Linked DNA regions of Homo sapiens: region 2 is linked to region 1. A link is an interaction called in ENCODE POLR2A ChIA-PET data of the cell type or tissue named here. Cell type or tissue: Panc1. All regions are shown on one strand. Links, peaks and the distances in the headings refer to the core of each region. The heading gives the core; the rest is flanking DNA. Region 1 overlaps CDK7 (cyclin dependent kinase 7). Region 2 overlaps RAD17 (RAD17 checkpoint clamp loader component).

Region 1 (2,918 bases), core at 115-2,614:
GAAAGTCCCTACTGAAGATAGCTTTGCTTAAATGAGCTCAATTACAATGTGAATGCTGAGGTTTATTGTGTTGGCTGTATGGTCATGAGAAAATGGTCATTTCCTTGACTACCTGATACGGTTTGGCTGTGTCCCCACCCAAGTCTTATTTTGAATTGTAATCCCCATAATTCCCACATGTTGAAGGAGGGACTTGGTGGTAGGTGACTGGATCATGGGGGTGGTATCCCCCATGCTGTTCTCATGATTGTGAGTTCTCACGAGATCCAATGGTTTTATACATGGTAGTCTCTCCTGCTGCCATGTAAAACATGCCTGCTTCCCCTTCTGCCAGGATTGTAAGTTTCCTGAGGCCTGCCCAGCCATGTGGAGCTATGAGTCAATTAAACCTCTTTCCTTTATAAATTACTGAGTCTTGGGTAGTATTCTTTATAGCAGTTTGAGAACGGAATAATACACTCCTATCCTGCCTCACGTGTTAGACACATTTTGAGTGTCCTCAGATCCCTTTGGCGCTATTATCTCCTGGACTCTTAGCTGCTTGGCTGCTTCTCCCTTGGCAGCTCCCTGTCTACACACACACACGAGGAAGTCAGACAGATTTGAAGCACGAGTGGGTTTGATGCACTGCTGCTGTCCTGTGGTGAGTGCCACAGGACAAAGGCATGGAAGTTTCCTTAAGAAGCTGAGAGAGGCCCTGGGCTAACAGTCAAAAGGGAAATGGGGGCAATGGAGCACAAGAATTGCAACTATAAGAACTGCATGAGCGGCCGGGCACGGTGGCTCACGCCTGTAATCCCAGCACTTTGGGAGGCCAAGGTGGGCGGATCACGAGGTCAGGAGATAGAGACCATCCTGGCTAACACAGTGAAACCCCGTCTCTACTAAAAATACAAAATATTAGCTGGGCGTGGTGGCGGGCACCTGTAGTCCCAGCTACTCGGGAGGCTGAGGCAGGAGAATGGGTGAACCCAGTGGGCGGAGGTTGCAGTGAGCCGAGATCGTGCCACTGCACTCCAGCCTGGGCGACAGAGCAAGACTCCATCTCCAAAAAAAAAAAAAAAACAAACCTGCATGAGCTTGGTAGCAGATTCTTTCCAGGGGCCTCCAAATAAAACTAGTTTGACTAACACCTTGATTTTGGCCTTGTGAGACCCTAAGCAGAAAACACAGCTGAGCCAGATATATGGCCTACAGAACTGTGAGCTAATACATTTGTGTTACTTTAATTAGCTGGGCATGGTGGTACACATTTGTAATCCCAGCTACTTGGGAGGCTAAGGTAGGAGGATCACCTGAACCCCAGGATGCAGAGGTTACAGTGAGCTGAGATTGCACCACTGCACTCCAGCCTGGGCAACAGAGCAAGACTCTGTCTCATTAAAAAAAAAAAAAAAATTAACCAGGCATGGTGGTATGCACCTGTAGTCCCAGCTACTGGGGACAGAGGTGGAAGGATGGCTTGAGCCCAGGAGTTCGAAGCTGCAGTGAGCCATGATTGCACTACTACACTCCAACCTGGGCAACAGAGACTATCTCACAAAAAAAAAAAAAAAAAAAGGAGAGAGAGATTCTATCAATTTATATACAATTTTGAGACCCAAAACAATGCTGTACATTGTTATGCATCTCACTACATGCACTCTTACAGAATACTAGCATAAAATCATGGAAAGATACACACCAATTTCATAGAGTCATTTCCCTCTGGGGAAAGTGAAAAGGAAAAAATAGAAATAAAGTGAAGTATTGGCTGGGCGCGGTGGCTCACACCTGTAATCCCAGCACTTTGGGAGGTCAAGGCAGGTGGATGAAAAGGTCAGGAGTTCGAGACCAGCCTGGCCAATATGGTGAAACCCCATCTCTACTAAAAATACAAAAAAAAAAAAAATTAGCCAGGCGTGGTGGCACATACCTGTAACCCCAGCTACTTGGGAGGCTGAGGCAGGAGAACTGCTTGAATCCAGGAGGTGGAGGTTGCAGTGAGCCAAGATCGCACCACTGCACTCCAGCCTGGGTGACAGAGCGAGACTCCATCTCAAAAAAAAATAAAATAAAGTGAATTTTTAAGAGGGAACCTCTGGCCAGGTGTAGTGGCTCATGCCTGTAATCCCAGCACTTTGGGAAGCCGAGGTGGGCAGATCACTTCAGGTCAGGAATTAGAGGCCAGCCTGGCCAACATGGTGAAATCCTGTCTCTACTAAAAATATAAAAAAAATTAGGCAGGTGTAGTGGTGCGTGCCCATAATCCCAGCTGCTCAGGAGGCTGAAGCAAGTGAATCACTTGAAGGCAGAGTTTGCAGTGAGCTGGGATTGTGCCCCTGCACTCCAACCTGAGTGACAGAGTGAGACTTTGTCCCCCGCCTCAGAAAAAAGGTTGGGGGGAATCTCAATTTTATCTGTAATGTTTTCTTTTTTTAGTACATTCCGTATATTAATATTTGTTAAGTTTGGGTAGTATTTACTACACCACTACTACATTTTTTTTTTTTTTGAGACTGTGTCTTGCCCTGTCACCCAGGCTGGAGTACAGTGGCGCCATCTTGGCTCACTGCAAGCTCTGCCTCCCGGGTTCTCGCCATTCTCCTGCCTCAGCCTCCTGAGTAGCTGGGACTACAGGCGCCCACCACCACGCCCAGCTAATTTTTTTTGTATTTTTAGTAGAGACGGGGTTTCACCGTGTTAGCCAGGATGGTCTCGATCTCCTGACCTGTGATCCGCCCGCCTCGGCCTCCCAAAGTGCTGGGAATACAGGCGTGAGCCACCGCGCCCGGCCAACATTTTTATTTTTAAACACTACCCATGCTACTACAGATTTGTGATACTATATGGGTCAGATCTTCCAAATAACTGGTAATAATTTTTATTAAGTTTTCCCTAATGCATTTTCAATTCTACATTTCAAGAGTATTGAACTT
Region 2 (2,894 bases), core at 395-2,894, 94 kb before region 1:
TGGGCTCAAGTGATCCTCCTGCCTTGGCCTCCCAAAGTGCTGGGATTACAGGCATGAGTCACCATGCCCCACTAGGGAGCTTTCTACTGCAGGAGATCTAGACTTATTTTGAACAAAATCATCATAAAACTTTAACTTCTAACAACACACTGTAAGTCAGAAAAATATTTGATGTTAAATATTTAAAAACACATTTCTTAGTTACCTGTTTTGGTTGCCTTTCTAAAACTTGAGCTTTTAACCAGGTTTCGACTTCTTCAATTTTCTTTTTATGCACAGCAAGTTCATGCTACAACAAAAATTTCAAATTTAAAACAAAACTTCTTAACTGAAGATTTTTTGGTACATCAGCACATATGAACCTAAGCATTATTAACGAAAAGAAGTAGCAAATCAGTAACAATCTATATAATAAAATGATCCTTTTGATTATACTTGAATTTTTATACTATTATGGAAAAATTATATTCTTAAGTTGATACCTCTGTATGATAATTTTGGCAAGTTTGCAGTTATAACATTTTTTAAAATTCAGAAATACATTTTGAGAAGACAGTAGAGAGGAGTATTACATTTAGTACAAAAATTTTTAAAAAGATCAATTCTATGTTGGGATTAAATTAAATCTAAGACAACTAATCATACAACTTTAGAATAACTATTGAGAAAAATCTAAGCCTTGGAAAATAAAAAAATCCAGAATTTTTTCTAACACTTAGAAAGATTCTTATGAGTAAAAAATCTGAAAATGTAAATCCCTCTGCTTCCCATCTACCCTTATGCACCCTGAAATTAAATTATGTAGATATGTCTGCATGCTTTTCAGTACCTGAGTTTCTGGTTTATATTTATCCACCCATGGTTCATTTTCAGACAGATATTCTTTTGAATTTTCTAAACCATAAATCTGTTCTAAGGAAGATAGATTTCCTCTTTTTCTCGCTGGAAATCTGCTGCTTTCTAATGTAGAAGGCCCATTTTTTCTTCTATGACTTGAGTTATTCACACCTAATGATGTGGCAGTAATAGTAGAGACGCCACTACACTCTAGAAAATCATCAAATGATGGGTCAACCCAGTCTGTTACCTGAAAAAAAAAGAAATCATGTAAATATAATCACATTTTCTCCCATCTATTCCCCCAAATAACTGAACTACTCTGGAAACAACATATTCATATATTTATAACCTTTAAAACTTAAAAAAAAAAAAAAAAAAAAAAAAAAAAAATTTTTTTGAGACCGGGTCTCACTCTGTCACCCAGGCTGGACTGCAGTGGTATAATCTCAGCTCAAGCAATCCTCCAGCCTCAGCCTCTTGAGTAACTGGGACTACAGGCATGCACCACCATGCCCAACTAATTTTTTTGTATTTTTTGTAGAGATGGGTTTTTGCCATGTTGCCCAGGCTGGTCTCAAACAATTCTTGGGCTCAAGTGATCCTCTCACATCAGCCTCCCAAAGAGCTGGGATTAAAGGTATAAGCCACCATACCCGGCCTAAAAATCTTACAAATTAACTCTTTTTAAATAAAACTCTGTCTGTAATAGTTGTTTTTCTACTTTACAGTAAGTGCAAGTGCATACTTGTCTACTTGACCTTAAAGGAGTAAAGAACACAAACTTATTTTTATTAATTGTAACCTTCCCAGCATAAACACTAGAATGATTTTTTTAAACTCTCTGTAGGATTGAAACATAAATATTAAAATTACCTATTAAAAAAAGCAAAACAAAATAAACAAATGATAATATTTTAACAGAAACAGCAATAAGAGTAATATATCTGCCTTGGCCAGGTTAATACATTCACAAACTAAGAACCATTTCATACATCCAAATAATCCGTATCAGCTTGAAGACTTAGTGAAGATATAGGCCAAAGATCATAACGTAATCTGTAATTATGACTGGATTATATTTTTCTTCAGTGTATGAAGCAACTAATATTTTTATAATTGAGGCAGGCTTTCCAGAGGGGGAACTGTCACTCAGAAATGCCTGGGAATGGTTGGGTGTGGTAGCTCACACCTATAATTCCAGCACATTCAGAGGCAGAGGCAGTAGGATTGCTGAGCCCAGGAGTTTGAGAACAGCTAGCATAACATAGGGAGACCCCAACTCTACAAAAAATAAAAAATTAGCCAGGCATGGTGGCGCACGCCTGTATTCCCAGCTACTTGGGGGGCTAAGGTGGGAGAATCACTTGAGCGCGGGAGGTCAAGGTTGCAGTGAACCATGATCACCCCACTGCACTCCAGCCCGGGCAACAGAGTGAGACCCTGTCTCAAAAAAAAAATTTTGCTAATAATTAGAAATTATTAGCTAATAATTACAAATAATTAGAAATTAGAAATTTTTACTAGATTTTTTAACACTCTAATAGCATAAATCTAGAAAAATATAGCTTCAGATCTGGTTGTAGAATCTACTGCCTGGCTAACAAAAAGAAACCAAGTTATATATTTCTTTCAAGAATACTCAGCCACAGTTGAGCTATTTATTAGACAATGTTCCTCTCTTGAAGAAAATGAACCAGAAGTTGGAGCTGAAAGTAGGCTTAGGGGAGACAATTTGGGGCTTATAAATACTTTACGAATGCTAAGTCACACTTCACTCTTCTTTTAAGACAGAGTTAGGAATATTATCGGCAGTGGATTAAAAAAGGAAGACCACTGGAAAAAATTTTAGTCATAGCTACCTGATTCATTTCGTCCTCATCAAAAGATTGTGACTGGTACTATAATCTTGGCCCCTTTCCTCTATATTTTTGAGAGTATGAAAATATCTTTCATTATAGTAAAACTTTCGACAGCAATTCTGATTTGCAAATTATTTATACATTTTATAGTTTCATTTCTTACATAAATGTGGACTCCCATATACTGAAAAAAAG

What was found. Peaks named below come from ENCODE experiments on the same cell type or tissue, not always from the same donor. Only the 100,000 strongest peaks of a DNase experiment are listed, where the experiment ranks them.
Region 2: POLR2A ChIA-PET joins it to region 1 with 8 read pairs; 8 of 35 experiments call an interaction of 5 or more read pairs at or near these places.

What each region holds. Positions count from the first base shown.
Region 1 is chr5:69,277,346-69,280,263 of GRCh38, reverse strand. It overlaps CDK7 (cyclin dependent kinase 7), which reads right to left. Exons shown (of 12, transcript NM_001799.4): 12 at 2,834-2,918. It overlaps CCDC125 (coiled-coil domain containing 125), which reads left to right. Exons shown (of 12, transcript NM_176816.5): 12 at 1-89. Among named protein-coding and RNA genes, the nearest start is that of CDK7, 44 kb to the right of the region's middle. In Panc1, for the core only: no CTCF peak of the experiment used is centred there; no DNase peak of the experiment used is centred there.
Region 2 is chr5:69,372,023-69,374,916 of GRCh38, reverse strand. It overlaps RAD17 (RAD17 checkpoint clamp loader component), which reads right to left. Exons shown (of 19, transcript NM_133338.3): 4 at 2,700-2,883; 5 at 830-1,087; 6 at 206-289. The coding sequence starts at 2,708. Among named protein-coding and RNA genes, the nearest start is that of RAD17, 3.7 kb to the right of the region's middle. In Panc1, for the core only: no CTCF peak of the experiment used is centred there; no DNase peak of the experiment used is centred there; H3K4me3 peaks cover 72 bases; H3K27ac peaks cover 581 bases.